4 separate regions of the Mus musculus genome follow, and all the other regions are linked to region 3. The links are chromatin loops, found by intact Hi-C in ENCODE. Cell type or tissue: heart. All regions are shown on one strand. Region 1 overlaps Arhgef7 (Rho guanine nucleotide exchange factor (GEF7)). Region 2 overlaps Arhgef7 (Rho guanine nucleotide exchange factor (GEF7)). Region 3 holds the start of Ankrd10 (ankyrin repeat domain 10). Region 4 holds the start of Ing1 (inhibitor of growth family, member 1).

Region 1 (8,000 bases), 140 kb after region 3:
CTCTCCAGAGACTTCTGACTAGGATCTGTTCCTCACCTCTATCACTTATGACTTAGAATTGCTAATTTTTATTCTTTGCAAATTTACATATAAATGTAGTGTATTCTGACTGTGTCCTCCCGTTTACCCCCTCTTCCCCTTTCCCTCCCACTGAATCTTGTCTTTCCAGCAAGTCCCTAGCCTTCTTCATGTCTTTGCCCTGTGACCCACTGTGTTTAACTAGGGATGCCTGCATAAGTGTAAGTGGGGAGTTAGGTGGGCAGGGGTGACTTACATTGACCAAAGTATCACATGAGCAGGGGTGACTTGTACTGTAACCTGCCCTCCCCTGGCAGCCATTACTGCCCACAACTCCTCCAGGAGGGCTGGGCCTGTATGCAACCCCACCCCCCCATTATGGAGTGTCAATGGTCCCAGTCTTGTACACATAGCTGCTTACTGTGAGTTCCTGGATGTAGACAGCCATGTCATGTCAGGCGATGTGCTTCACAGCACTCCTCCTTCTGTAGTGTCCTGGGCCTTGGGAGGAATGCAGAGCTTCTGTTCAGGGCTGAGCATTCACGATGACCAGTTATGAGCCTGTGAGTGGTCACTCACTGTAAACAGAGGCTCTAAAACAAGGCTGAGGAGCGCTGTCCTTTGGGTACACACATATTTAGAAGGCAGTTTGATATCATGTCCGTAAAGCAAGACAACAGAGTAGTTCATTTGTCTTCCCCAACTCCCCTTTAGCTATGACCATCCCAGCGATAAGCTTTTGACCAGGTTTACACACCAGGCACATTTCTTCCCTGTGGAAAAGGCCTAAAACCCTGGCAGAAAACAGTTGGTCATTACCGTGTGTGTACAGGCAGGTTGGTATTGTAGCTAGCAGGGTCTACACCTGGGTAAGACTTCTGACACTTCTCCGTCGCAGACGGGAGAACATCTTTGTGCAAGCCAGCCAGGAGGAGGGAGACTTCTCAGCATAGCTGCTGCTTGTCTCTCTGCCATTTTCTTTTAGTTCCTTTAACAGTCTTGCTGTATAGCACTTGTTGGCCTCCAGGGTGAGATGCTTCTGCCCTATCCATCTCCCTCCCTGCAGGTGCTCGGATTACAGTTGTGTGTGTGAGATAGGAACCTGACCATAGTTTGATTCTAGTTAAACAGTTTTGGCAAGGATTCTGCATGCAGGTGTTCTAATTTCCCATAGCATTTGATGAAGAGGACACTTAGTGTCTGCCCCTCTGTGTCTTAGGGGTGCTGAGTTTAGGAGATTGGTCTGATGCTGCTTGTATTTAAATGCTAAATTTTGTGCCCTCAAGATCTGGTTACCCCCTCAAGGATGAGGATCTCCTATGTACCCCAGCTTTTGTTGTATAAACCTTGCCGTGCCCCTGCCCCTCTGCCCGCCTCCCCTAAGTTATCTCTGAAATAATAAAGATCCCTACAGTCTGAGGGGCAGAGAACAGGTTCCTGGCTTTGGGGTTGGAGACAAACAAAAGCTGGTATCCATTAGAATTTCTTTGTCAGCCTCGAGAATCATCCAAGCCACCACATACAACTACTCTCCCTTCTTAGTGAGCCGTTCCCCTGGTCCCTAGACATTTTTGAAGGCGGTTCCTTTTTAAGGGAAGGTGTTCAGCACTAGCATCTGCTCTATGAGAAGTGGAGTGAGGGTCACAGGAGGAAGGCTGCTTGCTGGGGGTCTGTGGTCCTCAGACCCTGTTCTCAGGGTCATGCTGGTGAGTGTGGTGAGACCAAATATGCGCGGATGGGCCTGGAAACCACGTGGAACTGGATAGCAAGACTTAGAGAGTGCTGCACGGAAGCGCTCTCGGACTTTCGTGACTGCTGAAATCAGCACTTGGTGTTCTGTTGACTGTTTCAGTGGCGTCACCCTGAAGCTCATATCAAGCCTTTCTGGCTGCCCTGGTGTTTCCTGCTCACAGGCTTCCCTTGGAGTTTGTATGGAGTCTGGCTAAAGTGATATCTGCTGTTACTTATGGCTGCTGTGTCCAGTCGTCAGGAAGCCTGCGATCTCTACCTGCAAACTCCCTTTCTTACCACAGCCTCCTTAGCTCTCAGCAGACAAAGAGCGTAGAGTGTTTGAGCTGCCCCTCTGCACAGTCCCTCTGCTCTGTATGGTTTTGTGGCAGTACTGGACAGTCTTGTGCTCTGTGGGTTGTTCCCCCGACTCGGGGCCTCTTCAGATGTTGGCAGGCAAGTGTCCTCCAGGGATCTGCTTCCTCAGCCTTGATTATTGTCATTTTATTGACTTTTTGAGATACTGTTTCATTCTACAATAGAGCCTGAGCTGGCTCTGAACTTGTGACCCTTCCTCCCCACTGTGTCAGCTTTCTGTGTAGCTGGAGTTACAGTTGTGTGGCACTATGCCAGGCCGAAACCTGTATTTCCTGATGTAGGGGTAAGGACATTGCCACTCTAGCTGCGCCTGGAGCGCTTGCTGCAGCCTGTTGTGGCTGTCCCAGCTCCCTGGTTCACTTTACTGTAGGGTAGGGCTGCATTGCCTGCCACTTGAGTGTTCGCTGAGGCAGGGTTCCCACCTCACCTCCCACCCTTTCCTGGTACATTGGGGGAGCAGGCTTTATTTGGGAGTTGTTCTCATCTGGGCCTTTGGAGTTTCTTGGATCATGGCTGCTTTGGCGCCTGTGTCATCTAAAGCATAAATAGAGTGCAGGTGGGCTGCTCTCAGATCCTCCCGCCTTCTGACCCTCATGCTGACAGTGCTTTGTAGCTGTGCTCAAGTGCATCTTCTCCGCGTTGTCAGTTGCTTCTCACACGTGTGCCTTGGCCAGACCTTGGCTTTTATATGGTACTGGTGATCCAGCCCTGGTCCGACAGACACACACTCCAGCACTGAGCCTGTGGCTCAGCCCTGTGATAGTAGCCTGCATGCCTGTGCCATCATGTGGGTGGCAGGAAGAGCTGGTGGAGCGTCTAGAGGGCTGTCTAGGAGCAGGGCCTCGAGTGTCTGACGCTCTCTAGTTCTTCCTGAACCAGTGCTGCTGAGCTCTGGATTACTGACCCCTCTTCCTCTCAGTGTCCGCCCCATGGACTCAGGGACATCTGAAGCTGATGTGCCCTTAGGACCCAGTATAAAGAGGGCTTAGGTGCTGTTCACCTTCTGCAAAATGGCCTGTGGGTGCAGTTGCGTGGCTTCATGGGACTGTTCCTAACTGTTAGGATTTTCAGAACCCATCTGCTTCCCCCAGTAGTCCTCTAAAATCTGATGCCTACTGCTCACAGCCCCTCCCCCATTTAAAATCTTCCACTTCTCACTTTAGCGTGCTGTAGGAGGAAGGGGAGCAGTGTTTGCAGTGGGTCTTGAAACACTTGTCCAAGCCTGGCCATTGTCATTGCAGTGTTCTCACTGCCTTTTAGAGCTGTAGACGTTGTCACTTCCCTTAGGTTTAGCCTAAGCATTTGTCACAACTCTGTTCAGGTCCTGCTGTGGTTGGGTTCAGGTCTAGTGATGGGCAGGCAGTGCTTTGCCAAGTAGAGATAAGGGACGGATAGCGGCTGTAAGGGGCCTGTGTGACCTGTGTGACTGCACCGCCTCCTGGTATCTGCAGCATCGCACTCCCCTCCTTGGCTGGCAGTGTACTGTCGAGGGCAGAGTTCAGATGGCCTGAGTCAGAGCTCATTTCCCCACGTGTAAGATGGTTTGAACTGTAAGATCTAGCCTTTGCATGCACTGCTGTGACATTTACCCTCAGCAAGCTTATCTCCACTCTGTCGTGACTGGATGCTGTCACTGCCTAGCTGTGCTTTATGATGGTCTCTCCTAGGCCTGGGAAGGGTGCCTGGCCAGCAGTGTGACTGTGTTCTGACTGCCCTCCTGGAAATTACCAAAGATAATTGACTTTGTCCTTAAGAGTATGTTCCCTGCCATAGTGTTTGCATGTTGAGGAAGAGGATCCACAACGGAATAAGATTCAATTCTTATCTTAAAGGACAGTAGCTTGTTCAGGGTCATCTTAGGTGAGAGCGTTGTAATTGTTATGAAGCTCTGTCTTTATCCCTGAGGAGCAGTAGGTGGACGTAAGCTCAAAATCTGCAGGAGCCTGGAAGATGAGGAGCCAGGGCTGGATCTCACTGTCTGATCAGTGTGGACCATTTGCATTATACTTAAATAGCACCACTTACTTACCATTCATTGTCAGTCAGTCTTGTTCTGAAATCACAGATTCTGCCTGACAATATGGTAGGACAAAAGTATAATTTTAAACCTTGCAAGCAACACTCCAGAAATATCTGCCAAGACTTGTGTGTGTGTGTGTGTGTGTGTGTGTGAGAGAGAGAGAGAGAGAGAGAGAGAGAATGAATGAGTATAGCTTCCTCATAAACCTCTTGTGGCGGAACTGATTGATGTCAAGGTGTTGGGTCAGTCTGTCCTGTGAGAGGGTCTCCATTCCTATTGAGATGGCGGAGGAGAGACACCTTTCCCTGGCACTTCCTAGGTGTAGCCAGCCAGATAAGGATGCCTTTTAGTCATTTAGGTCTGAGTCACCCAGCTTGGTTTGTTTTTAGTTTAGTATCTCAGGGTGTATCGCATCAGTTGTGTGGTCAGGACATCAGCACGAGTGTCTGGATAGGCTCTGTCTGTGTGTCTGCGCTGTTGAGCCTTCTGGATTTTAAATTCTATGCGGTGTCTACATGTTGGTTCCTGTGGGCTCTCCTGCCTCTGTCTAGGTTGGCTTATATCTTGGTAGTCTTGAGGCACTGTTCTCCCTCAAGGAGCGTTCTCATGTCTGCTGATGTGGACGCCACTGATGACTCCTAATGCATGGCACACATGGCTTCCAAGGCTGGGCCCTGGCTTCCTTTACCTTTGCGGTGAGGACACAAGGAGTCCTGGTCTCCTCCCGCCAGCCTTGCAGTGCTGTTCCCTTGTGACCCACATTCCTGCAGCAAGCTGCTTCTGAACGCTGGCAGATACGACACTGCAGGGCTTTGCTCTTCACACTCTTGTGTGTAGAGCGTGGCTGTGGACACGTGCGCTTGCCCAGTTGCCCAGAGGTGACACTGTGGAGAGTGTAGTACAGGCCAGGGTAGAAGAGTTCACCTGGGTGTTTGTCCTCTTCTGCCTCACAGTCTGTCACCTACTGAAGGACGCAGTGGGGTCCTCTGGGAAGGAATGCTCCTCACAGCAAATTAGCATACATTAGGGTTTCCTTCCTTCCTCCCTCCCTCCCTCCCTCCCTCCCTCCCTCCCTCCCTCCCTCCCTCCCTCCCTTCTTTCTTCTGAGTCTCTGTGGAGCATTAGCTGCCAACACTGTATAAGTGCTGTGTTTTAGATTTGGGGTGGAAGGGACCCTTGTTGCTGAGGAGTGTGCCAGTACCTACTCAAAATCACCTTTATTTTGCGTCACAGCGTCCTGAGAGGAGGAGGTACTGTGTTAAAAGTGCTTTTGTTCTAGATGGTCTGATGTTTCTGGAAGTCCTGTTTGTTTGGAGTTGGAGGCCTCACCTTGCTGATGGACACTGCTTGTGGACAACTCCCCCACCCCTGTGCTTAAAGCAGAGGCTTCTCTGACCAGTTCTGCTGCCTGGAGCTAGTTGTCATTCTCCACAGCAGCTCCACTTGGGCCTGTCCGGTCTCATTTGAGGAACCGGGTCAGAGGCTTGTTGACCCTCCCCACAAGACACCTGGAACTCCATGTGATGGGTCCCAGCCCCAGTTAGGCCAGTGTTTGTGTGCCTGCAGGATGAAGACTAATCTGGGAACTGTAGTGAGGAAAAGTCTTACAGCTGCAGTAAGCCTGGGTTAGAGATGGAGGAGGTCAGAAAATTGTGTCCTGATAGGACAGTTCTGGGGTGGATCCGTTCTTAGCAACTGTGCCAGGTAGGTAGGCTTCTGTGTGTCCTCCTGTTGTTTTGATTGAGACAGTGTTACAGTTTGCTCAGAAGATCTGGGGCCGCATGTGAGCAGGCACCTTCATGCCAGCCCACAGGATCACCTTAATGGTGACAACTTATCAGGTAGACACTGGGCAGTTGATGCCACATTTTTCCTGTTTCATGCTCTTGTACACGAGCTAAGCCTGACACTGCATTTGGATACCATTACTAACCATAAAATAAGGAGTATGCCCAGGCAGAGCACTTGAGAGGTCTGGAAGAAGTTATGGCAGGAGGTGGCAGCTAGGTCAGATTGACTAGTCTAGAAGACTAGATAGACTATAGTCTTTGAAGATCTGGAAATGTGGTTAGTTTTGGCCTTGGATCCAGGGTCACAGGCTTCTACTAAACCTGGATAGATGGACCGTCATGGCAGGAGATGGGCAGGCAGATGTGCACTTCTGGTCTACATGGTGACGGTGGCCTACACCTTCCATGCACTGTGAAAGCCAGCCTCCCTGCAAGCCTGCGCTGTTAGCCCAGTGTGCATCCAGGCTGTGTGTTCTGTCCTGGACACCTCATGGCTCTGGGCGCAGTTTCTGTGTGTTACTGGCTGGTTTATGAAAGCTGTTTCAGGGAAGGTCCCGGGCCTCTCTCCTGGTTCCTTTGGCACAAATGCTCTCTGAACTAAAGGACTTTTGCTTTTTGTTGTTTAGATTGCTGTTTAGTGAAGTAGTCCTTTCTGCTCCTTGGAAAAGCAGTCCTGTCTGAATGCTCTTAGGCTTAGAGTATGCCTTCTGTTTTGTCTCTTCTTATTGTTGGGTTTCCTGAGGAGGAAGGTAGTGGTAGGCTCACTGAGTTCTGACGTCATGCTGAAGCCCATTGGCAGGCAGATGCAGCCAGTCAGGTCCTCCGTGGTATCTGGGTAGGAGAGCTATATAATCCTGGAATAACAGGAAGCTTCCCATATTTCACATCCTGTTGTTCTGGGGTTTGTGACTTGCTGCCTTGCCATAATGAAGGTTAGTGGACATTTGTGTGTGTGTTTCTTGGGGATTATGCCGTAGCTTGAGTCTTCCAGGCACAGGGTTAGAACTGAGAGCTGAAGGATAGACCATCGCTGCAGCAGTTTATAACTCAGGGGGCTTCACGTTTGCATGAGAAAACAGGCCTAGGCAGGACAGTCATTTTATTCTTTAAAAAGATATAACTTAACTCATATGGGACTCTTAAAAATCTGAACAGGGAGGGAGGTAAGCTTAGACAGAGTTCTCATTTGGACTGGCTTTCTGTTGGGCACAGGTGTTACAGCCCAGGAATCAAGACTGTAGTCATAAAGGTTCTGAGGGCTCAGCCTGGAGGCTCAGAGGGCTTCCTGACATATTACCGTTTGTGCTTTGGTTTGGTTCTTGGGAGCTTTCAGCAACATCCTTTTTAGAACAGTTTTGACCCTCAGCCTCTTTTTTGAGCTACATCTGACTCTCTGGATGAGTGCCCCACAGATCCACGGAGTCCTGGTCAGGTATGCATTAACTAGGCAGTGTGAAATGTGTGGTCTGGTCTGCTTCTTTGGGCTTTACGCTCTAGAGTGGAATGCACACATCAACACTGGCCACAAAGTTTTCCTTGTGATCAGTGTACTTGGGGGATTTCTGGAGCTCAGGAAGGCTCAGGCCTGCTCCTCTCCTTCAGGAAGGAAGATGAGTAAGGCTCAGCAGGAAGGGGAAGGGGGTAGGGTGTGGGAGGCAGGAAGGGGGCGGAGGAGGGAGTTCCTGGCACTGAGAAAGACTGCAGATGGAGGCGAGGAGGGCGAGGTACAGTGCCAGCCCATAGGTGTTCATCCCAGGCAGAGAACCAAGATGGTTCCAGTTTGCTTCAAGAGAGAAACAATACGGGATATATTTTGGCATCCAGGCTTTTCTTTCTATAATTTGTACCAGTGAGGTTTTTCTAGGATACAGTGTTGGAGGATTTGGTTATCAGAATGTCAGTGTTTTAGCATATCTGCAAGCATGCACATGCACACACACACACACACACACACACACACACACACACGCTCTCGAGCCTCCAAACAAAAGCCAGACGTGGTTAACCAGGTCATCTTTTGTATGTTCTCTCTCCTAGATTTAGGTTGGTGGTACATCCACATAACA
Region 2 (8,000 bases), 120 kb after region 3:
TCACTCACTCACTCATCCTGGGATCTTGACCTTAGCCTCTGACAGTTCTTATGTCCAAGCCTGGCTGGACATCACAATCAGGTGGCGTTTCCGGGAACCATGGTAGCTTTGTGCAGTGAGAACCCAGAGGACAGGGACTCTGGGCAATGGGTTCATGCTGCCACAGCATGAGCAGCTCTCTCCTTTGGACTTGGTTGCTCAGGCGGCAAATGCCCTCCATGCTCTCAGCCCTGCTGACCCACATGGCCTGCCTTCTCATACAGCTGGCCCACAGACTCCCTAAACGCTGTCCAGCTGTCTGTCCAAGACAGCTGCCTTCACTGGCACTTTGTTGAGACTGTTGGGGAGGGACTCACTGCCCCAGCCAGGAGCAGCTGGTGAAGAGTGGAGGAGAAACTGGACAGCTGTGAGGGTCCTGGACTCTGCTTTCAGCATTACTTGGTGACTAATTTTCATATCAGGCACATTTTGATCAATTATCAAGCATAAAGGGTATCTCTAGGGAAACCAGAAAGGTCTTTAGAAGATTTCTAGTCCTGATTATCTCCTGGTGAAAGCTTGCAAGTTAATATTGTAGAGAACCTTTCGCACCATTCCTGCGACATGACCTGGGCAGAGCAAGTGTCAGGCCACTGTTGCCTTTCTAGAGTACATGCAGAGCCCTCTGCTCGGTGGCCTCGCTAATCAGCAAGCAGCTGTGAACATTCTTACACCGGGATTTTGGTGGCTATGATTTCTCCTGGGCAAACAACAGCTGGGGCCTAGGGTAGAAACAAGTTTAACTGTGGAAGAAACTGCCTGTTTTTCTGGTCCACTCTCCCAAGTCAGGCTCAAGGTTGCGTTTCAGCCTCGCCGACCCTGACATTGTGAACATTCTCCTTCTTCTCCCTCTGCTAGGCGTGCAGTGTTGGCTGGACTTTTAATGTGTTCTCATGTGTGTGTGCGCCCGTGAGTGAGTGGGAATGTATATGAGTGGACCCTGATGGTTGATGATGTTAGTTTTTCATTTGTTCATTGACTATGTGCAAACTGTCTTTAGAGAGGCATGAAGGACTCTCCCATGTTGTTTTGTCTTGTAATAATCCTAGACATGTTGTTTTTCACTACAGTCTCCGGTGCCCTTGACTATGTACATTTTAGAAAACACTATGGACTTCTGAAACCACAGGTGTTTCCCCTCTGCCCTGAGATGGTGTATTGCTGTGTTGCCTGGACTTAAATTTATCAGCTCAAGTGATAGACCTACCCCTCTCTCAAGTAGCTGGAACTGAACTTCTATTCTAAATGGTGTGATCTGCTGTGAACTTGAGGCCCAGTAAATATTGCTGGATTAACTTATTATCCACTTGATCCAACAACTCAGTTAGGCTACTGGCCTTAAACTGGAGATAAGGAAATAGACCTAGAGGGGTCAAGTGACTCCCCTAGTGACATGTTTGTTATAGCGCTAGAGCTCTTCACTCGTAATGTTGACCCCTTAGTTTTCCAAACAGCGATGTTCATTGGAGTTCTAGTTACATGTACCCATGTACCAGACTTCAGAGAGTTATGTGGGCCAGGACGTCTTAAGGTAACCCATGGAAAGAGCCTCAACTAGTGTGTCCACAAAAAGGAGCCTGTAGTCATAAGGACACATAGCCAGTTTGGCTGTCCCTGCTCCTCTTCATAACATTCCTCTCCTACGTCACACAAAAAGGCAGACTGTCACCCATTTCTTGTCTTCCTCAGATGTACTGCAAAAAGATGAAATTCTTTTCTTGTCACTTAAAGGACAATCACAAACATGCTTTATAAAAAAGAAAACAAAAATGAAATGAAACACCCAGGGTGTTAAGACTTCAGTGACCCTAATGGCAGAGACTCTGTGACTCTGGGTTCAGTGACCCCAGTGGCAGGGACTCTGTGACTTTGGGTTCAGTGACCCCAATAGCAGGGACTCTGTGACTCTGGGTTTTCTAATTCCTTGCTTTCATAGACATTATAGGAGGCTCTAGTGAAGCTATTAACATTTAAAATCTCTGAATGGGTAATAGGCCACATCTGGAGTTTGGCTTTTGTCACTCATTAGGTGTCAAAGAATAAGTCCCATTACAAAGCTCCCATTCCCACATGCTCGTCTTTATGGATGGCCACTCAGCACACACATGGAGAGAACAGTCAGGAAGAGTTGGTGGTGGACAACACTTCATTCTAGCAAAGTGGTAAAATCCACAGATGAAAACCAATCTGGGTCTGCCACCAAGTCTGAGACCTGAGTTTGATTCCTGGGACCCACATGGGTGAGAGAAGAGAACTGACTGCTACACTTTTCCTTTGGACTCCACACACACCATGGCACGCATGCCCCACACAGGTATGTGTAATTTAAAAACCACATTTCTCACTAATATGTAAATCCTCAAGGTGTTTTGCTTTTTATAGTTAACAATTATCAAAATCAATGTATGCTGCTTCCATTATTTTATATACTCATCATACAAGAAAAGAAAATAACAATTAGCCTGTGGTTTCATAATCAAATGTAGAGATGAAGAGATGAGTCTAATTATTTGTAGTGTTTACCTTCTCTGAAGTTATCTCGAATGCTGAACTGCAACATTGTCCTTGGGGGAAATACAGGGCTAGGAAACCAAAAGACCCTGGTCATATTTTTATTTTGCATGTACTTGTAGATGTGAGCATGTGTGCACATGGCTGGTCACAAAATTCTGCCAACGAGTGAATACATGACCTTATTTTATGGGCATTTTTGGAGAATGTATGCTATAAATGTTATGTATTTACTTACAATAAGCCATCATCTCAAGTACAGTACTGTGTAATCTACCATGGCTGTAGTGGTTTATCACATATGCACATATACAGAATGTTCATAATCAGACAGTAATTGCAGCCCACACACACATACTGGGCGCTGTATATAGTAGGAATGCAAAAAAAAGTCTTAAGAAAAGTACTCTGCAAAGGTCACATGGTTGGCTTCATGAAAATGTTAAAATTGCCCCGTAGGGGGCGCTAGCTGCAAGTTGAATGTACTTTGAACTCTGACCTTGGGGAGACTGGAATTAGTTCGGTAGAAGGGGAAGATGTGGGTAAAGATGGCTGTCCCTTAGAAGACTGGCTTTTTTTTTTTTTTTTTTTTTTTTTTTTTAAATAGACTTAAAGTGGCTTAAAGCTTGAAGCATTGCTTAGTCTCGTCTGTTTGGCTTGTCACCTCCAGTCTTTGACTCAAGGGACAAACGCAGTGGAAGCAAGGCTGCATTCAAGTATGAGCTCCCAGTCTTCCTGTCTTAGGATTTTTTCCCCCCAAGGCAGACTTGGATTGTTATTTTAGCTGCTGTGGGGATACTTTGTGTTGTCTTGCTGACAGTATTTATTCCAGTGCCATGTTCGATCATTTCTAGGACTTGGTCAGTGGTTTCTACTGCCCTTCCAGGCCAAATTTCCTCTAGTTTTCCTTCTTGTTTCCACTCTCCACTCATTTGCTGTGCAGTAGTCATTATGGTTTTGATGTTATTACTTATATTTTCTGTCATACTTTCAGAGTCGTTAAGGCAACTTGGCCAAACCCTTTCTGATAGTTACTGCTGATAGCCAGCTTGCTGCCGCCTGAGGTTGTGCCAACATAGCTGACATTGCACATGGGATGGGTTTCCAATAGTCTCACATGGTAGTTTCCTTGCTGGCCTTTGAGTGTTAAAAGCTTTACTAAACAGTTTGTCTAGGCAGTGTGCCTTAAAAGCTTGTACTGTGCCCTAAGGGGGTTGAATGAGAGTGGAACAGGTACATTAAATTAATAACACCCAGAAAGTAAGGTTTTGTCCTGGAAGTGTTTATGGACTGGGATGAAGCAGTTGTGGATCAATCCCAGAGCATTCTGGATGCCATCCATACATGTATTGTCATCTCCTGTGACTGGCATGCAGTTGAAGTTTTTGGTCCTAAGTGGACCTGGGGTTTGTTTTTTTTTTTTAATCCCATTAGGGGCAGCTTATATTTAAAATTTGCCCTTGGTATTGGCACACAATAGCAAGGTTGCACGGTCTCGGAAGCCTTTGCTCAGGAGTCTGAGAAGCTGTTTTCATAAGGCAGTTTTGTTTTCCGACATTCATGGAAAACACGCTGTCTCAGCAGCACTGGAAACCTGTTCTTTAGCACAGCCCTAGCTATAGAGAACAAAGTCTTTCCTAAACTCTTTATCCGTACAGCCACTCTGAACTGTAAGTTGATACGTTCATGATGTATCAGTCTTTTAATGACCAGCTGAGGAAACTGCATGTTTCAGACTCGAAATGCTGTCTAATCCTTTTTTTTTTTAAACTGGTCATCTCATAAATCTACATTTTGCTGCTTTTCCATCTTCTCCACAGCTTTATGGGGCATTCAGTGTTGCCCTAGCAATTTTCCGGAGCAGCCTGGTCTAGATAAATCTTTTTTCTTGTGGATATATTGTACTGTTCACTCACAGTCAACAGCACTATAACTCATGCCCCAAAGAAGCTTAAGAATGAAATAAAAATCTTTCCTGATGTATCAGGGTCTTCCTTACATTGTCCCAGCCTCAGATTCTGCTCCTGTTTCTCTTAGTGTCTGGTACGGTCGGGTGCATATCGTAACATGTGGCAAGTGTAGCAGGATGCCTCACGGACTGCATTGGGTGGTAGGTCAGACCTTCCCTCGCTGCTCATGGTGAAGGCTAGCAACAGGAGCCTTCTCTGAAGCCTTAGCCACAGTGGCCGGCGACTCTGGTTAATCAATCACAAAGCACATGGGCTGTGTTTGGGAATAGGAATCAGGGCATTTTTCATGACGACCCGCAGAATTTATGCTGTTCATTAAGCTATTGTAAGTGCACTTTGCAGGAACCTAGGTGAGAAAGAAGGGAAGTTCTCTCGAATCTCTTTGGGGCTGTTCGTGCTGCAGAGGCAGAGTTCTGTGCATTCGTGAGGTGCTGCCAGCAGAATGCCGGTCAGGAGGCGGGGATGGGAGCCCCGAGCAGGGCCTGGAGGGGTGGGCGTGGGGCTGGAGCGGAGGTCTGTAGGAGGCAGGGCCTGAGCAAGGCCAGGAAGTGGAGTGCCTTTGGAGGGACGCCGGCTATGGAGGAGGCGGGTGCGCACGATACCGGAGCAGGGCCCGAAGGAGACGGAGCGCGTGGTGAGGGGAGCCGGGAGGGGAAGGAGGAGAGCGCAGACCGGGGTGAAGCGGGGCTGGGGAGTAGACTGCCGCAGCCCAAGACGCAGCAGCCGCGGGAAGGGGCAGCGGGGGCGCGGTTTGACGCCGTCACTTCCGGTCCCGGGCGCGCTTCCGGGTGCGGGCAGGGGCGGAGATTGGTGCAGCCCCTAGGAAGGGGAGCGGATGAAGCGTCCAGCCCGCTCAGCGCCGCTGTGTGTTGCAGGTCTACCCGGAGCCGCGGAACGAGAGCGAGTGCCTGAGCAACATCCGCGAGTTCCTGCGCGCCTGCGGGGCGTCCCTGCGCCTAGAGGTGGGTGAGCGCGGGGCCGGGCCGGGCTGGGCAGGCCGGGCGGGCGGGGGCGGGGGAGGTCGGGTCGGGCTCCGGGGAGGTAGGGCCGGGATGGAGGGTGGTCGGGGGTCGGATCGGGGTCGCGTGAGCTGACGCTGTCCCGAGCGACCGCTCCTCACCGCCGGCTCCGTGGAGCGGGGCTACCTGTACCGGGAAGAAGCCTCTCGACGTCCCCTCGGCTGGCGCGTGGACCCCACGCCTTGTTCTGGTTCCACGCGAACCACTGGTTCTCAAGCTCCTGTGCAGGTGGCACGTTGGTAGTCCCTGTTGCTCGGGGGACATCTGTCCAATCCTGAAAACCGCCCTTTGGGAATCCCTAGCATCACATCCAGGTCTGACCCAGCCCTCAGCAGGTGGTCAGGCAAGGTCCTAGCTGCAGTGTAGAGGGCCAAACCCCTCTTGGTCTCACATCCTCATATGCTGCTTCTGCAGGCCCGAAATTCGGCGGCGTGGCTGGATCCTCCATCCATAATTGCTTACGTTAGAAAACTCCCGAGCCTGAGTCTGGGGTTTGTAAAACCTGCTTCTGGGGACACCTCCGCGGGATTGTCTTTTCCATGGTGCTTGATGAACACCCTTTGTGGTCCTTCTGTGTCAGTTCCCCAGGGATGTCGCTGTTTCCTTGCTTTTGTTATTCGTGGGGCATTGTTGTAGATGTAGAAAAGTGGCTTTGCTTTTTGGGGACTTTCAGGTAGATAAGCTTTGCTGTCGCTTCTGAGGTTTGCAATTTCACCCCGTGAAGGGTTGGTAAAATCACACACACTCCAGTCCTGTGGTGACCCAGTGCGGTTTTCCTTACCTGGTAGGACAGTCTTTGACTGCGTGTTTCTTGAGATGAAGTGTAGAAGTCATCCAGTCACGTTTGGAAAGTGTATTTAATTGAAATTGGACAGACAGTGGTTTATAGTGATTCAAGTGTTACCGTCCTTTTTGTTAATTTATTTGATGTCTTTGAGGAAATTGCTGCAGATAATTGGATTGTGGTTGGGCGATTTCAGAAAGCCTCACAGCTCTTTAAAAATCAGGTATTTGGCTTCTCTTGGTGGCACCAGCCTTGCCGTTTTAGAGACTGGAGATTTACTTTGTCTGACCTTTGTCGTAGGGTTCTATCCTCATATGCCTGGGTTTTGTTTATGTTACAGTATTTTTTCAGACTCACCCTACACATTAACATAACCAGTGTAAACTGTTATAATAAGAAATTGCTTTAAAGAAACGTGAAAGTCGCCCCTTCTTTCCAGCTTTGTAAAAGTTGCAGAGGCTGTTGCTGTTTCATATAGCAGTGATGTTTATGGCTCTGAGTTTGTCCAGAGATGCTGTCAGAGCCCAACATGGGCCTGTCCCAGGCACTTAGAGCAGCCCTGAACACAAGCAAATCCTGGCTAAGGATTGGTTACTGAGAGGATGAGTCTGAAGTTGCACTTGTGATAGCAAATAGGTTTCCTCTTGGAGGGAAAAAAAAGACCATTTGTGTCTTTTTTTGTGTGTGTTGATTTTAAAGAGTAAATATCTCTTCCAGTTACTTAAAAATATGGTAGAGGAAAATATAATATTTTTCTCAAGGTATACCATACTTAAATCTCCAGTTTGTTTAGCCATCACGTTTTAGGAATTTCCTATAGAAAGGAATGGCTTTAACTCATCTTAGTCTGTAACTGTGTGAGGGGAGAGGCCTATTCAGGGAAAGACCTAATCTTCTGCAGCCAGAAGCCCCGAGGGCAGAGCCTTGGACCTTTGAGCAATACTAGGACTGACACATTTAATATCCAACCAATTCTCAAAAGATGGGAGACTGAGAACATTTTAATATTAAATGGGAAACAAAACAACCTAAATTCCAACGTAGCTTTTGTTTTTAGTATTTAATACCAAGGGGCTTTTCCCAGGGCATTGTTTCAGACTGAATTGTGTTAGTAAGAAAGACTGTCTAGTAGCTTACTCTACTTTAGCTCCTAATGATTTCTTTAAAGAAAAAAATGTACCATCACAGTATTGGTCTTTTTTTTTTTTTTTTTTTGGTTTTTGGAGACAGGGTTTCTCTGTGTAGGTCTGGCTGTCCTGGAACTCACTCTGTAGACCAGGCTGGCCTCGAACTCAGAAATTCACCTGCTTCTGCCTCCCAAGTGCTGGGATTAAAGGCACGTGCCACCACACCCGGCCGTATCAGTCATTTTTAAGCTTCTATTGCCCGTTCATGTGTGTGCGCCAGTGTGCCACAGCACTAGCTCAGAGGTCAGAGAAACTGATGGTGTCTCCTTGACCTGGTGAGTTCCAGGGATGAAGTTTTTTAGCCCTAATGGCAGTGGCCTTTACCTGCTGAGCCATCTTGCTGGCCTCTTTATTTTCTTTTTACAGCTTATTTTTCCACCAACTGCTGTCCTTAAAATATTTGGAGTAGGCGCCAGGGAGATGGTTTATTCAGTAAAGTGCTTGCTGCGTAAGTGTGAGGTCCAGAGAAAAAGCCAAGCGAGGTGCACAG
Region 3 (8,000 bases):
CAACGAAACTACCATAAATGCTAACTCAAAGGAACATCTAGCTTTGAAAAAGCCTTAAAACAGTACCAATTTCTTTATACCTTTCTAAACTACATTTTGTTAACTACTTAAAGTTAATATGTACCTAAATTCCATATTAACAGCAAATGAGTTATTTTCCTTCCCAGAATGACTACCCATATATGTCTCTTTGGTAGAGCTGGAAGCACAGCCTGCTAAGTAAGCCGTCCAGAGCCGGACTGCCAGGTGAGCAGAGGACCCAGCTCGAGCCCACACCTGCTGAGACCAGGGGGCAACAGTGTGGATGTTAGCAGGCGGACAGACAAGCCCCTGCCCTGCAAGGTGACGGTGCAAAAGAGAGATTCATGTCAGAGAAGGAAAGCAAGCATGTAAGGATCTAAAGCTGTCCCTACTCAAGTCTCAGTGACAGAAAATGGGCCTCTCTGTCAGTCTCAAGGAGAAGGAAACTGCCTGATACAGGTGGGTCCCCTTCATCCAGGCTTTTAACCATGGCCAAACAAACACTTGCCATTTTATGTGAGTAGCTAAGTTATCTTCAGGAAAGGGACTACTGCTGCTATAGCCATGCAGGAGGGAGGAAAGGAAGGTTCTTTGCATACAAGATGCGGATGGCAATTAGAAATTACTTAAGGGGCTGGAAGGGCAGCTCATCTGTCTGAGGGTACAAGCTTCCCTTCCAGCACCCCTATCAGTTCAGAGCGCTTACAACCACCACCTCCAGGAGAAACTAATGCCTCTGGTTTCAGCAGGCATGTACACGTAGTCACACATAGACAAACATCAGCCACCAGTGCTGCCAGCGGCTGGGCAGCAAATTCCATCTGCTCCCTTTCAGACCATCTACTGGATGTTTCTCTATGATAGGCTAATAACATAAACATAGATTTGGAATACACTTAGGTAAGAGAGTCTAAAATTATATTAAAAGAAAATCTAGGGGCTGGTGAGATGGCTCAGTGGGTAAGAGCACCTGACTGCTCTTCCGAAGGTCTGAAGTTCAAATCCCAGCAACCACATGGTGGCTCACAACCATCCGTAATGAGATCTGACACCCTCTTCTGGAGTGTCTGAAGATAGCTACAGTGTAGTTATATATAATAAAAATAAATAAATCTTTAAAAAAAAATCTAGTTCACATAACCTCTAACTGTATACTTATACAAAAATTCCTCAAGTCATTCTGTGTTCCACTAAGGAAATGACACTTAAAATGACATTTCTACACCTAGTCACTACACCCAATTTGTATGTGAAGGGCAAACCCACCCTTTTGCACATCTGGATATGTTTCTGCAGTGTCTATGAAGTTAAGGCAGTAGTGAGCTGGAGCCAAGAAATCTGGGCTGTGGGCCAACAGCCTTCTATTATCAGCTGTGACCTTGGGCAAATCATCAAATCAGATCTGAGGGAGCCACAGGACACGCAAAAGCACTCTATAAACTGAGTGCACGCCTCCAGAGGAAAGGGCCTATTAGTCACAAGTAACTGAAGGGACAGATTCCAGCTCACCTCAGGTGAAGACATTCAACTCTAATTAAGGGCCCAATTTAAAGCAGTATCATGTGAATAACTGGAACTGGAAAAACAAACAAAGGCAGTGTCAATCAGGCCTTCTTACCGGTTTGTTAATGTTGGCCCCAGCTTGAATCAGCCAGACCAGACACTGAGGATGTCCTCCAAAAGCAGCGATGTGGGCTGGGGTCTGGGCATAGCGGGTGGTCGAGACATTCAGTGAGGCTCCTGCTCTTACCAACTGCATTAAGCACTCCAACTTCAAACAAAGGTGGGAGGAGAAACAGTACATGTCAGTATAGCAATTAATAGGACACAACCTAAATTCTCTAACAGTCACCAGTGGCATTTTTGCTAGCATTATTTTCTTCTGACAGTAAGTTAATTTTCTCCAATCACTAAGCAAAACTTTAAAAGCATTTATGCTGAGTGGAGTGTTCTTAAAACACACACACAAACCTCCTATAAAGGCGTTCACACTCATGGTAAGTAAACATCGGGCTGTAAAAATTGTACAAATTGTACTGTACTGTAAAAAGTGCAGTAAACTCTTTATAGTCAGACTTTCCCACACCGTGCACAACCCCGACACACTGAACTGCCCCAAAGCCCAGTCTGTATCTCTCTCTCTCTCTCTCTCTCTCTCTCTCTCTCTCTCTCTCTCTCTCTCTCTCTCTCGGCCTTTAAAACTGAACAGAAACCAAGTATGCGAGATAAATAACTAACTATAATAAAAGAGTCACACCACGGCTGAGCTCACCCAGTAGGTGACTAACTCAAAGACTGGCAAGCGCAGACAAGATCCAGCCAGGTCCCACTGCGCTGGCAGCTGGCTATGAGTCCACCACATTCAACATGTGCCTACACTGGCCAGGAATTTCTTCGGTACTTACTTGTTCTCCAATTTTGGACTGTCTGTTTCTCTTCAACTGACCACAGGCAGTGAAGAAGCTGTGCTTGGTTGCAAGCAATTCCTGAGAACAAACAGCACCCCGAACCTCCTATCTGTCTCCCCAAGCAAGGTAAGCTTGTCCTTACAAAGGACTGGTCACTTCAATAAACACAGATTCTCTGAGTTTTTATTGATCGGCAGGCTGCAAAACTTGCACAGTCCACAGCAAACAGACATTAGGACAGTGTTAGAAAGTGATGGCTGGCCAGGCGGTGGTGGCGCACGCCTTTAATCCCAGCACTCAGGAGGCAGAGACCGGCGGATTTCTGAGTTCCAGGCCAGCCTGGTCTACAAAGTTAGTTCCAGGACAGCCATGGCTATACAGAGAAACCCTGTCTCGGAAAACCAAACCAAACCAAACCAAACCAAAAAGTAATCGCTGGTGAGATTTCCCAAGGGAAACATACAAGTACAAAGTGGCAGTAAGATGAACAGGTGTCAAGAGAAAAGCAGTTAGTTAACCTTTAACGTGGAGCCAGGATTTGAACCTGTTAGCTATGCCGTGTTCAACCTAGGAAACTGGCTTTGGAATTGTGGAGGGTCCTTTTAAATGGGGCATCTGGTAAAAGCAAGATAGTTAGCCTTCACAATGGCCAGTTTTCCGGGAATAAATAAGCCCCATAAATTACTGGGTAACCTGAGCATCACTGGTAGGTACAACCTAGGGAAACACGCTGGAAACCTACAGGAGGGAGAGCAGTAACACATGGCCCGGCTGGGGTGAAAGGCTCAGCCTTTTCGCCTCTAAGAGCTTTCCGTAATAGTTGGAACGGGTTAACAAGATGGTTCCGTATCTTAAGACCATCCAGGTTTCAGATAGGAAAGCTCAGAACTACAACGTCCTCGCCTCCGCTACAATACTGGTCTCCAAAGTCAAGTCTACAACTCGTTCTCCGTAGACGTGAAAATGCTCCTTTAGCTTTAGATCAAATTCTGGTAAACAGTACAGCGTGAATTTTGCCGCTTTATGGCGCAGAAGCACTTCTGTGTGCAGGTTAACTAAGGCGACCACGAGAAGGTGGATTCCCAGCGACTACCTGCACCCAACTGCATGCCACCTTTCAACACCAGGAGAACGGGGCCAATTAGCGCAGCTTACACAGGACGGTCCCGGTGGAGAGGGGGCCGATAGGCATGGCCGCGACCCCGCCGTCGGCCATAGCAGGTGCAGACTTGACACCCCCGGCTACGAGGGCAGCGCCCATCCCTCCGTGCCTTCAGGGGGCCCTGCACCCGGTTTCCATTAGACAGAAGCGCGAGGCCCCCAGTTTCCTCCTCGCCACGATTCCCGAAGCCCGGCGGCCTCCGCGCAAACGGCCTCAACTGCAGTCTGCCCGCCCCGCTCGGAAGAGCCACAAGTGTGCACATGCGCCCTGGATCCTTCGGGGGAGCCGGCGAGACGGACCCCATTTCCGCCCCGCCTCCCAACACTCCCCGCGCCCCCGGAGGTCCTGGGTCGCGCGCCGCCCGCCGCACATGCGCCTTGAAGCCCTCGAGGCGCCCGCGGCGTCTGAGCAGCTTCCGCGCCCCCCACCCCCCACCGTCCTGGGTCGCAGACCGCGCGGTACCGCACATGCGCCCTGGAACTCTCAGGGGTTGCGCTGCCGCTGCCGACCGCGCTCTCCAGACACCGTGGGGTGCGCTCTGACCCTAACAGCACACCACGCGGAAAATGGCGCCTTAAAGTGCCCGCGCCCACCTTGCCGAAGTGCGCAGCCCAGTGCACGGGCGTCCAGCCGTAGAAGGAGTCCTCAGCGGCCAGGTGAGCGCGCGGCGTGTGTGGCAGCAGCGAACAGAGCGCGACCAGGTCCCCGTCCCGGCAGGCGCGGTGCAGCGGGAAGCGGAGCGACAGCAGCTCCTCGCTGGAGAAGCCTGCCTCCACGGCCGCGCCCGCTCCCGCTGACATGATGGGTCGCTAGGAAGCACGCGACTGATCGGCCAGAGGAATGTGCCGGTGAAGGCCTGCGAAGCTGCCGCCACTCGAACACAAAGGACAGGCGAGCTGCTGCCGCGTCCCATCCGCATCCGAGCGCAGCGAGCACTGAGGGCGGGACCTGAGCCACGGGGCGGAGCCTGCGCCTTGAGAGGGTGGGGCCTAACAGTCCGCTGCCTCCGACCGCTGCTGACGCCCGTGGTGGGGCGAGGCCCGCGCCTGGATAGGGTGGGGCCTCCCGCAGGTGGTGCTGAGGCTGGCGCCTGGGATAGGGCGTGGCCTTGGCTGCAGGGCGGGGCCTTCTCAGGGTCTGCGCAGGAACGCCGCCTTAGGCGTCTGGTGGTGAAGTTAGGGGCTGGGAGGCGATCACCGCTTGAGGAGGCCGCTACTGATGCCAACGCTGAAGGTGTAGGGGTTGAGGGTGGGCCTGCACGTTAGTGTGGTTAGAGGGACGAGACTTGCCGGGCAGTGGTGGCGCACGCCTTTAATCCCAGCACTTGGGCGTCAAAGGCAGGTGGATTTCTGAGTTCAAGGCCAGCCTGGTCTACAGAGTCAGTTCCAGGACAGCCAGGGCTATACAGAGAAACCCTGTCACGAAAAACAAACAAACAAACAAACAAAACAAAACAAAAAAAGGAGGGGGGAGACTTGGCTGCGACTGAAGCCTGAGGAGGCCGCGCCTGAGACCTCGCCTGAAGCCGGAGGCCTACGACCCTGGCTGTAAACCTTGCCTGGGGCAAGGCCAAAGCCCAGGCCGGCCTCTCTGTGATTGGCAGCTGAAAGCCACGCCTTAACTAAAGGAGGAGAGTCTGGGATTTGGAGCGGAGCGGCGCTCTGGTCGATTCCTGGGGCGGCTGGGCGTGACCTGGCGCTGGTGGGTGTGACCTGGAGCGGTTGGAGCTCGGCCGCAGGTTCCTGCTGAGGACGATGCCTGAGGCGCTACTTCTAAATAGAGCTGCTGCTCTGCCAGGCACACTCGCGAGTGGGGACTCAGGACTCTGGCAGCCGGCCCTGGCCTGCTTCCGCGGTTGCCTGAGTTCCTCCAATTAGTGTTTATTGGGCGCCTGCGGAGCACAGCTCCTCATTAAAAACCCGAAAACAAGGGTGCAGCCAGTTAACTTCGGTATGCCTTAATTGGAATGGATGCCAGAGAGAATCGAGAGGCCCTGGCGTCTGTAACTGTAAAGCATGAGTCACGTGAGCAGGCTGGGCACATGGTGAAAGAAATTTTAGAAAAATTGACTACTAAATTCTCTTTCCAATGGTACAATGCTATGGTTGTAAAAAATTTGAAATTTTTCTTTTTTCTTTTTCTTTTTGTTCTAATTTTGGTTTTTCGAGACAGGGTTTCACTGTGTAGCCCAGCCTGGTCTACTCACTCTGTAGACCAGGCTGGCCTTGAACTCAGAAATCCTCCTGCTTCTGCTGGGATTAAAGGCGAGCACCACCACCTCCTGGCTATAAAATTTGAAAATCATACTGAGCCATTAAGGAGTAGACACTATTCATGGAAGTTTTACTTTTTTTTTTTTTTTTTTTTGGTTTTTTTCGAGACAGGGTTTCTCTGTATAGCCCTGGCTGTCCTGGAACTCACGTTGTAGACCAGGCTGGTCTCGAACTCAGAAATCCGCCTGCCTCTGCCTCCCAAGTGCTGGGATTAAAGGCGTGAGCCGCCACCACCGGCCAGCTTCTACTTTTTACTTAATGAAGTTTTACTTTTTCCCTTTTGCTATATATTTGTTCCTTGTGTATGTTTATCCTTGAGGAGGCTACATAGTAGAGATTAAAATTACTGTATTGCAGAAACTGGGGCCTGGGACTCATCATCCTCCTGCCTCATCCTCCCAGCTGCTGGGATTATAAATATGCCACCAGGCTACATACCTTACATTGCAACATTAAGTAGCATAAAACAAGTAATCAGAAACCAGACAATTGATAAAGGGGAATTGTTAACCGGGTGAACACACTACACAGCCATCCGTTCAAATAACAAACACTCCCTGTGAAGGTGATATTGAGAAATGTTCCAGTCTACATAGACAAGTGTGATGTTTAATTCACTGAGCAGTGACTAATGCGTGGGAAATATGAGACGTCATCTGTCTGTCTCTAGTTCATAATCGGTGAGGCAAGAGCACAGCGTAATAGTTTTGGTATTACTTGGGTGCTTGCACTGAATGGTGGGCTCTTGTGTTTCAAGCTTCTTTCACTGAGAAGTTGGTTTTGTTTGACATGCCATTGGCCTGTATGTGAGCGCATCCCCTTAAGCTCTGGAAAGAGGAGTCTCATTTTGCAAGATAACAGGTGTACCTGGTCAGCTTTTCCAACAAGGGAGAGGCACTTTCCCCTGTCTTCTGGGGACTGTGAGCCTGAGATTTATACTTAAGGGAACTCCCTTGGGTGTAGAATCAGATCTGGATCATGTGACCAACCCATGTTCGCCTTAAACATGTTCTCATGTGCAGCGTGGCTCATGTGGATGTCTGAGGATAGTTTTGGGAACCTTTTTCTCCTACTACTTGGATTTGTGAGGTTGTCTTCAGCTCATCAGCCTTGGCAGCAAGCTCCTGTACCTGCTGAGCCATCTCACTGGCCCATGCTTTGCATTTTCACCGTGAATTTTATTTTGCACACAGTATCAAGGTCTAGTAAAATAAAATGTAATGTTTGGATTCTTAGAATGGATCTTTCTTCAAGACCACTTTTTAGTTTGTACAATTACTTACATAATATGCATATTTCTATAGCCATGCATACACTGATGTGTGTCCTCATGAATGGGTCCCCAGTGTCTGCGGTGGGACTTGTGGATTGGCTGTATCAAGTGTCAGCACTCCAGTTGGCGGGTAACCCACATTTTGCTTAGTTACTACTATTTTTGTTTTGTTTTCTTGAGGGTCTGTGTAGCCTGGGCTGGCCTGGAACTCAGCATCCACCTCGGCTTTCCGTCTGCTGGGATTGAGGGTATGTGCCACCATGCCACATTTTGTTCAGTTATTGTAAAAGAAAATACAAAGAAGTACCCTGCCCTTAAAACAGGAATTGTGTTTTTCCAACCAAAGATAGTGTCATGAAAGGAGCTGAGATGCCTAATCTTTTAAGTTCAGACTCGATTTTAGAGAGCCTGACCTAAACTGAACTCAGGTAAACTAACAGTCAGGTACCTAGCATTAGTTCCCAAGTTGCCCCTCCACAAAACCGGAGCCTAGCTCCAGTCTCTAGGCTAATCCCCAACAAGACTCTACAAGTCTTTCTTTCTTTTTTTGGTTTTTTTGAGACAGGGTTTCTCTGTGTAGCCCTGGTTGTCCTGGAACTCACTCTGTAGACCAGGCTGGCCTCGAACTCAGAAATCCTCCTGCCTCTGCCTCCCAAGCACTGGGATTAAAGGTGTGCACCACCACTGCCCAGCCAGAACTCTAGAATTCTTGTATTTTAAGCAAATAGTCTACCAACTGAACCACATACCCAGCCCAGCCTTCACAGACCCTTGCTGACTAGAAAGCTGTCAGATGCCTTTGAGAATGGAGGTAGACTTTGGTCTTCCTGCTGCGCATGTCTGTTTTGGAGCAGAAACTCTCA
Region 4 (8,000 bases), 76 kb before region 3:
GGAAATGTCGTAGATGTCACGGGGTTGCATGGAGTACTTTCACACCTGCCGAAGGGGGTAGGGCATCACAGTGTTTCCTGAACCTGTTCCAAATCCTTTCCAATTACACCCTCTAGTTCTGAAGCGGTGAGTCTTGTTCTGCCGGAGGATGAATGCCTGAGGCTGAAACACGGCAAACTCCAGATGGCTGAAGGCTGCGAGCTGACCCGGCGCAGCAGACACCGCAGGCGAGGCAGAGCGCCATCACCAGCCCTGCGCACCTGAGGCCACAGCAGCGGGTCCACCGCTCTCGCCCAGGCGGCCGAGCAAGATTGAGGACCTGGGACTCAGAGGGGCGAATAGGACAGCCGCACCACAGTCCCAGCCATACAAAGGCGCGAATGTGGCGACCACAGGCCAGGCTCCGCCCCAGGGCGGTGCCTAGGCAGGAAGAGGGCGGGACCGCCGGGGCCCGTCGCCTAGGCAACCCCTCGCTCTGCCCGGGCTTTTCAGAAAGCCCTAAATCCGGCAGCTGTGGGGGAAGGGCGGGATGGGAAGCTGAAGGTTGTGCTCCCCTGCGGGAAGCACACTGCGGTGCCCGCTGCCAACTCAGTGTGACGAGGACATGGGCAGCCTCAGATGCGGCAGGGAGGGGAAGAGCTAGTTAGGATCAGAGAAGAGCTGCTCCCGCCAGCCCGCCCACCGTAGATCTCCGCGCTGAAAAGAGCACCCCTCGGGGGCCCCTTTGTCTCCAGGCCATTCTAAACCCAGCACCGGGAGGCGACACAAAGGGACGATGGGGGCGGAAGGCGCAGGCGCGTGGAGGCGCCGAGGATGCTGGGAGTGGTGGTCCCTTTGCGTGTCGATAGCTGCCCTCCCGCGCGGGTCCGCATCCATCGCCAGGGAGCTGCGCCTGCGCGTCCACTTCCGCCTCGCTCGGCTCCGCCCGCTCGTCCCTCCTGGAAGAGGACAGCTCTCTAGTACTAGGCGTGCGGGGGGCGTTGCCGATCCCACCACACCTCCTTCTCGTCCAGATTGGCCGCAGAGGTAAGAGTCGCAAGGGGATTGGCTGACGCCGTTGCCATTTCTGTTCGGGGGCCCTATTTATACCGCGCTAGGAGGCGGGGGAATGCAGTTAACCCAGCGGAGGGTGGCTCTTCTCAGGTTAGTCGGTTTGAAGGCAGCGATCTGGAGGCTCGTCCGGCCCCGGCGTGTCTCGAGGAGCAGGCTAGCACCCCGCGGTTCCCGGCCGGCGTGCGGCTCCGCCCAGTAGGTCCGCCACCGAGTGTCAAACTCCTAGTAAAGTTTCGCGTCGCCGGTCTCCCCTGCCCAGGCGACCCCGCCGCTGTCCCCTCGGCGACCCTGGCCCCCAGCGACAATGACAGGCCACGCCCCCGCGCGGGCCGGCCTCGCGGCCCGCCGCCCCCCGGCCCGGGACGGTGAGGGGCGTGAATGCGGTGGGGGCGGGGCCGCCTCCGGGAGGAGGGGTGGCGGGGCGCATGCGCGCTGCGCGCGGGGCTGAATGTTTCCCAAGTGTTTGAAACTGGTATTTGGGTTTTCCACGTTGGACAAGTGCGGCGAGGCGGGCGGCGGAGCGCGCCCTTCCCGCAGCCGGCCCCGCTCTCTCCGCTCTCCACGCTGGTGGCGGGTGGGCGGCGGTGGCCGGCCCTCTTTGGGTGTGTGCGCGCTAGTACGCACGGCCCCCCGCGCCGCCCGCCGCCCGGGAGGGGGCCTGCACGGCCGGCGGGGTGTGCGCTTGAGCTTCGGCCGCCGCGGCCCGCGCCTGCAGGCGCCGGGGTCCCCGCGGCCCCGGAGGCGGCGCGGCAGGCGCCAGATGTAGCCGCCGGCCAGCCCGGCCGGAGCGGCGGGGGGGCGCGGAAGGGCGAGAGAGCTTTGCATTTTGCAGTGCTGTTTGAGGGGGGCGGGGGGTGGAGGAAGCGGAAAGCCGCCGAATCGCCGGGGACCTCCGGGGTGAACCATGTTGAGTCCTGCCAACGGGGAGCAGATCCACCTGGTGAACTATGTGGAGGATTACCTGGACTCAATCGAGTCACTGCCTTTCGACCTGCAGAGGAACGTCTCGCTGATGCGGGAGATCGACGCCAAATACCAAGGTACGGCGGGTGATGGATGGGCGGGGGCGGCCGCGTCCATCCCTGGGTCCCGGCGGCGAGGCTGACCGGTCCTGCTGGAGCCGGAGCGCCCGGTAGCGTCCTCGGAGGGCTAGGAACAAAAGGTCTGGAGCGCCTTTGATACGCCGAGGTCCTTGTGTACCGAGCTCCGGGACATGGAGAAGGAAGGAGCGCGAACGGCTGGCTGCAAGGCTGCGCGACCAAAGCGCTCTTTGTAGTGAAGTGATGAGGCGGTGCTGCGGGGGAGGGGGCGCGGGGCTCGGCCGCGTCCTCGGGGAGGGGGTGAAGGCGGCCGCGCGAGGTGGAGTGCTATGCGGGCGCCGCGGCCGTAGGGCGCGGGCACCGGGCTAGAGAGAGGGCTGCGGGCCGTACTCCGGCGGAGCTGAGTGCGGGTCCGGAGAGTCGCCGCCTCCCGCCAGGTTCTGGTTCTAAGTGTTACATAAAGTACTGGGCAGTCCTGACTCGGGGTCGCGCGATCGCCCAGGCCCTGCTCTCCTGGGCCCTCTCTTGGCTCTGGACAGGGCTCCGGGCCGACTGCGAGGGGCGCCGGCGCGGTGTGTCTTGGGGAGGAAGAGGGTGAAAGGGAGGATCGCAGCCGACTAGGTGTACGACTGCGCTGCGATCGGTGGACGCGAGCTGGGCTCTGGCTGGAGAGGAGCGGGGCAGGTGAGGGACCTGCAGCCCACCCGAAGACCCGGGCTGCCCAGAGTGGCGAAGAGGCGGAGCCTGCGTGCCCGCCGGGAACTGTTGGCTGTTGGGGAAACTTTGCTGTGAGGTCAGGGGGCTCTGTTTTGAACGTGGATGGCCGCTCGGAGTTTACTCTTGTTTACAGAACTGCGCAGCAGGGAAACGGAAGAGTTGGGGGTGGTGGAGGGCCACTGCCCAGCACTGCATACAGAGACTTGCTGGGGAAAGCGCCCCTGCGCGCTCTATCCGAGATGCAGCTTCGCAGCTCGGTTTATAGGAGAATCATTAGCATATTGCGGAACGTTCCGCCTCTGCGGCCCTTTGATTGGTCGCAACATCCCCCGTGGAATGTCCTTATCATTGTGCTACAGAGTCATTGGGGGGCGGGCAGTATGGGGGCGGGCTTTGCTCGGGACTCGCTCCAGTCTGTGTTTCCGCTGTCTGCTTTTTTTTTTTTTTTTTTCCTCTGGTAGAGGGCCGGGCGGAGAGAGGAGGTGAGTTGATTTGAATGTCTTCGGGTCGCCCGTCCTCTGGCCTTGGGTTGGCTCCTGTCGCTGCTGGGGCGGGCCACCGTCGCTGGCTCTGCGCGCTGATTGGTGTACCTCCTGGTCTCCGCCCTCAGCGTCGTCGACTCACATAGGCTTCGGGCGGGGCGGGGCAGGGCGGGGCGCGCTTCCTGAGTCTCGTAGGCTGGAGTGGATCGCGGCCACTTTCCGGCTGCGAGGCTATGGCGGCGGTGGCCTCCGGGAGGATGCTGCGCTTACCTTCTCTGCTCTGGCTCCCCGCGGGAGCCTCTGATCGCTTGTCGCGTTTCCGGTAGGCTTGAATGAGCGGGAGTGCCTCTGTCGGGACTGCGGGTCTGTGTGTCCCGTGCTGTCCTCCTGCGGGCTCGTGTGTCCGAATGGCTCTAGAATATTCAAGTCCTTGCTCAGAACTACTGTTGGCAGACCGAGTTTTTGACGGCCGCCTTAGTGCTTCAGATGTAGAAGAGTTCGAAAGGAGGGTCTATGTTTTGGTTGTTGTAAATGGAGTTTGTTGCTTGAATTACTTTTCAAATATTATAGAAAATACCCCCAGGAAGCAATGCCTCTTTCTTAAGCGCAACCTTATATAAAGTTAAAGTGGCTTAAAGTAATTGGACAGATTAGATGGAACTGCAGGCCCATTTAGTCACTACCTTTATCCTTGTTGGTACTGAATGGTGGCCCAGCAGCAGGCTGAGGCTGAGCTGACAGGTGCCTCCCTGTGTGGAAGTAGTGCTGTCCTTGTTTGTTGCTTTTACCAACATTTTTGTTTTTATCAAATATTTTACGTAGGGTAACTAAAAATCTGTGTTATTGTGTGAGCTCCACAATAGCTTCTGGTAAGTTTTTGATGGCATTTTTCTCCACAAGCTTCACCTGGATTAAGGCAGGAAGAAGCAGTCATTTTCATTTAAATTAGCAACGGGAAGAATTACTCTTTTACAAAATACCAGTATAATCTTTGAAACATTGCTGGGTGTGATGGCAGGAGCCAGAGATCCCGGTTGGAGACAGGACCGGCTCTGATTGTATGCCATTTAACCCAGGATGGAGCTCAAAAAACAATTTGCTATTGGTTTTGTTATTTTTTCTCATTGACCTGGAACTCTTAAAGATCCACTTGCCCTTCCTTCTAGTATTAAAGGTATGTGCCATCATGCTCCAAAATGTGTATCTTAGGTTGTCTTTGGTAAGTTAAGTCAGTCGACTTACCTAGAAACTTCCTTTTAGATACTAGGACTGTACATGCCTCCTGTGTGGGGTCTGTTGTTCTTCCATGAATAATGCCTGCAGAACCTGTATGTAGCCTTACCTGTTGAGAGACTTCAGTGTCAGCCCTTGTGTTGTCTTCTAGGGTTTTGTTGGGGTGTGTGTGTGTGTGTGTGTGTGTGTGTGTGTGTGTGTGTGTTGAAACAGGGTCTTGATAAGTAGCTCTGGCCAGCCTGGAACTCTAAAGAGGTTTGACCCTGCCTGAATTGCCGTTTCCTGTCAGAGAAGCACAGAGTAGGGAGGCGGTGAATTTCTAGGTATCCTCTCTGACTGCCAGCCCGTCCACACAAGCATCTCTAGTAATTCCTTTAATAGATGGCAAAAAGGTCTCAAGGAAAATCTGATACCATTTACTGTTTGAGAAAAATACTCTTGGAGTTTTCTGGTATGTCCCATATTTCAAAAACAAAATAGTTTTTCCTTAGCGCACACAGAATTTCTTGGAGGTGTGGGTGGTTAATCAATTTGGCTTTGAGGTAATCCACTTAGGGCAGAATTTTTTTTTCTTCTGTTCACTTTTGTTTTTAAAACGACCAATGTTTTTGTTAGTTTCTGACATTTGAAGTGTTCTTTGACATCTCTGGCTGGAGATCCTTTGCCATAGTCCTTTGGACTACATCCTGCAGCACCCACTCTCTAGGGTTTCCCTCTGTCAGCATTTACCCATTTCTCTAGTTTCTTGTCATGGGTCTTAGACTGATTTGGCGTCAGTACAAAGGGTCTCTGCCTACTTGACACACAGAGGTTCGTCATACTTAGAAGCATACAGAGATGGGCTTGGCTCCCCTAAGGCTTCGCTAGTGTTAATTCCACAGGCTGGGCTGTTCCCGTGAAGCACTGTTAATGCGCATCACCCCTCAGACACAAGTGCCTTCTCAGGCCCTGGCAGTGGACTACTGCAGAGCCGAGTCGAGAAAGCACCCAAGCCTCCAAGAGACGCTGTGTACAAAGGAAGAACTCTGTTTCTGAAACATGACACATGTAACCCAAGCTGTCCTCACACCTGTGACCCCGACTGTCCTCACAACATGCCACCTTCAGGCTGTTCTCACACTTGGGCTCCTTCTGGGCACATGAGTCCTAGAATTAGGAACTACACTAGGCTGAATTCTGTTTTCTACTTCTAAGCATGCAGACGTATTTTTAGTTTTCTAAGAAGGATTTAGTTTTCAAAATGGTATTCTTGAGTACTTGGGAGATAGAGGCAGGCAGGCCTCTGTAGGTTCCAGGACAACCAGGGCTACACAGAGAGACAGTTTTTTAAAAAATGTGAACAGTAGATTACAGTATTATGCGTTGTAAAGTGAAATCTATCACTTTGGTTTTAAAGCTGGGTTGCCTTGTTTATTGTGACCAAGCATTCTTGTTTTCAGCGACACAGACTATCAAGCTAGAGTAGTCATAGGGGACCAGAAGCAGAGGGCTTCTGTCTGTGTGGCATCATGGTCTAATCTACATGCTTTTCTGTAGAGTATTCTAGACGATGAGATATCGTTGATCCCACCTGGGGAGACAGGGATCCCCGGAGCTCATTTGTGCTCCAGAGTCAGTAAGACTGTCTCAGATTAGGTGGTCAGCAATATTCGAACACAAAGAAATACAGAATAAAAACTTGTAAGTTAGTGCAGAGATAGTTGAACAGAAATTGTGGCAATTGTGGCAGTGGTGGGTGAAGGAAAGGTTCGGGCTGAAGCACTTTACCTAAGGTTCAACATCTCAACCTCTCGAAGTGGGACCCATGGCATACACCAGTCAGGCACACTTGGCTAAGCTGTTTCTGCCCCTGTGCTGGGAGTATAGAAGAGGCCTTGTGGTTGGGGTGGCATCTCTGCAGGGTCCCAGTGGGTTGTAATGCCTCTCGCTTCTGTCTGCAGAGATCCTGAAGGAGCTGGACGACTACTATGAGAAGTTCAAACGGGAGACAGACGGCACCCAGAAGCGCCGGGTACTGCACTGCATCCAGAGGGCCCTGATCCGCAGCCAGGAGCTAGGCGATGAGAAGATCCAGATCGTGAGTCAGATGGTGGAGCTGGTGGAGAACCGCAGCAGACAGGTGGACAGTCACGTGGAGCTCTTCGAAGCACACCAGGACATCAGTGACGGCACTGGTGGCAGCGGCAAGGCGGGCCAGGACAAGTCGAAGAGTGAGGCCATCACACAGGCAGATAAGCCGAATAACAAGCGGTCCAGGAGGCAGCGAAACAATGAGAATCGAGAGAACGCGTCGAATAATCACGACCATGATGACATCACCTCAGGAACGCCCAAGGAGAAGAAAGCAAAAACCTCAAAGAAGAAGAAACGCTCCAAGGCCAAAGCAGAGAGGGAAGCGTCTCCTGCCGACCTTCCCATCGACCCCAACGAGCCCACGTACTGTCTGTGCAACCAGGTCTCCTACGGGGAGATGATCGGCTGTGACAACGACGAATGCCCCATCGAGTGGTTCCACTTCTCCTGCGTGGGGCTCAACCATAAACCAAAGGGCAAGTGGTACTGCCCCAAGTGCCGTGGGGAGAGCGAGAAGACCATGGACAAAGCCCTGGAGAAGTCCAAGAAAGAGAGGGCTTACAACAGGTAGTGAGTGGACACTCACCCGTGGTCAGTGACACAGCCACCAGTGTGTTTATGGTATCGCTGCCTTCGTGGAAGTCCGAGGGCAGTCAGATGAGTATTTTAGAGAATGTTAGCCGTGCCTCCTCTCCTCGGATGGCGGAGACAGCCTGCGTCTTCATGGTGTACCTTGTTCCCAGACTGGGTCTGCAGAGCCGCAATTTAGAAACTACAAATACAGGTTCGAATTAACCATGTCAGCGAGTGTCAGACTGATTTTGGGGGTTGGGGAGTGACTTGGAAGTAAGCTAACAGCTGTATAAAGAAGAGATTTCATTTGGCTGTTTTGACAAAAATGTTACGGTTTACAAAAAAAAAAAAAAATTAGCCAGGTTGCTGAAGTACAACAAGCGTGCTTCTTGCTACCATAATGTATATCCACACGACAAGTTGGTGGTCTAAAGTCTAAATATTATTATTTTTTAAAGAGGTAAATGGGTAAATTTTACATGACATATTTTATACATGGCCTATTCCCTAACTGGCCATTTTTAATGACTGGGTACATTTTTAATAGGTCAGACACAAGTGGTCCAGGCAGTGGGTCCGAGTCTTGCCTTTGCTACCCTAGGTCATGGTGTAGCCACCTTTAACTTATATGAAGTGTATAAATGTACATCTTGCCCCTGCTGTATCATAACCGGAAGTGCAGCCTGGTGCTGTTATGAAGCCAAGGTGTGCATCCTGCTGCGTGTGTGAGCTGTATAGATGTTGCGTCAAGAAATAAATGAAACTTGGCCAGTTTGTTTCTTTAGCATTTAATTTTAACATACAAATAATTTTAAATTTTTGTCTTAAA

Evidence for each region. Peaks named below come from ENCODE experiments on the same cell type or tissue, not always from the same donor. Only the 100,000 strongest peaks of a DNase experiment are listed, where the experiment ranks them.
Region 1: it touches region 3 in a loop (8-fold over the local background); 2 of 42 quality-filtered maps call a loop at or near these places.
Region 2: a loop joins it to region 3, with 2.4 times the contacts of the local background. A loop is called at or near these places in 2 of 42 quality-filtered maps.
Region 4: it touches region 3 in a loop (4-fold over the local background); 14 of 42 quality-filtered maps call a loop at or near these places.

What each region holds. Positions count from the first base shown.
Region 1 is chr8:11,772,474-11,780,473 of GRCm38, forward strand. The region is part of intron 2 of Arhgef7 (Rho guanine nucleotide exchange factor (GEF7)); the gene reads left to right. Among named protein-coding and RNA genes, the nearest start is that of Arhgef7, 48 kb to the left of the region's middle. In heart, no CTCF peak of the experiment used is centred here; DNase peaks (open chromatin) are centred at 2,128, 4,968, 6,728 and 7,538; H3K4me3 peaks cover 1,905 bases; H3K27ac peaks cover 5,912 bases.
Region 2 is chr8:11,753,036-11,761,035 of GRCm38, forward strand. Arhgef7 (Rho guanine nucleotide exchange factor (GEF7)) reads left to right here. Exons shown (of 22, transcript NM_001372321.1): 2 at 5,396-5,482. Among named protein-coding and RNA genes, the nearest start is that of Arhgef7, 29 kb to the left of the region's middle. In heart, CTCF peaks have their summits at 3,010 (motif pointing right) and 6,127; DNase peaks (open chromatin) are centred at 5,296 and 5,926; H3K4me3 peaks cover 2,070 bases; H3K27ac peaks cover 2,027 bases.
Region 3 is chr8:11,631,227-11,639,226 of GRCm38, forward strand. Ankrd10 (ankyrin repeat domain 10) reads right to left here and starts at 4,531. Exons shown (of 6, transcript NM_133971.3): 1 at 4,185-4,531; 2 at 1,640-1,792. The coding sequence starts at 4,391. Mir7238 (microRNA 7238) reads right to left here and starts at 4,510; the gene lies at 4,468-4,510. In heart, CTCF peaks have their summits at 1,149, 1,359 and 3,873; DNase peaks (open chromatin) are centred at 1,385, 3,935, 4,565, 5,265 and 1 weaker place; H3K4me3 peaks cover 4,338 bases; H3K27ac peaks cover 3,487 bases.
Region 4 is chr8:11,554,953-11,562,952 of GRCm38, forward strand. Ing1 (inhibitor of growth family, member 1) reads left to right here and starts at 1,505. Exons shown (of 2, transcript NM_011919.5): 1 at 1,505-2,093; 2 at 6,466-8,000. The coding sequence starts at 1,958. The coding sequence ends at 7,169. In heart, a CTCF peak has its summit at 3,036; DNase peaks (open chromatin) are centred at 459, 989, 3,089, 3,359 and 2 weaker places; H3K4me3 peaks cover 4,882 bases; H3K27ac peaks cover 4,092 bases.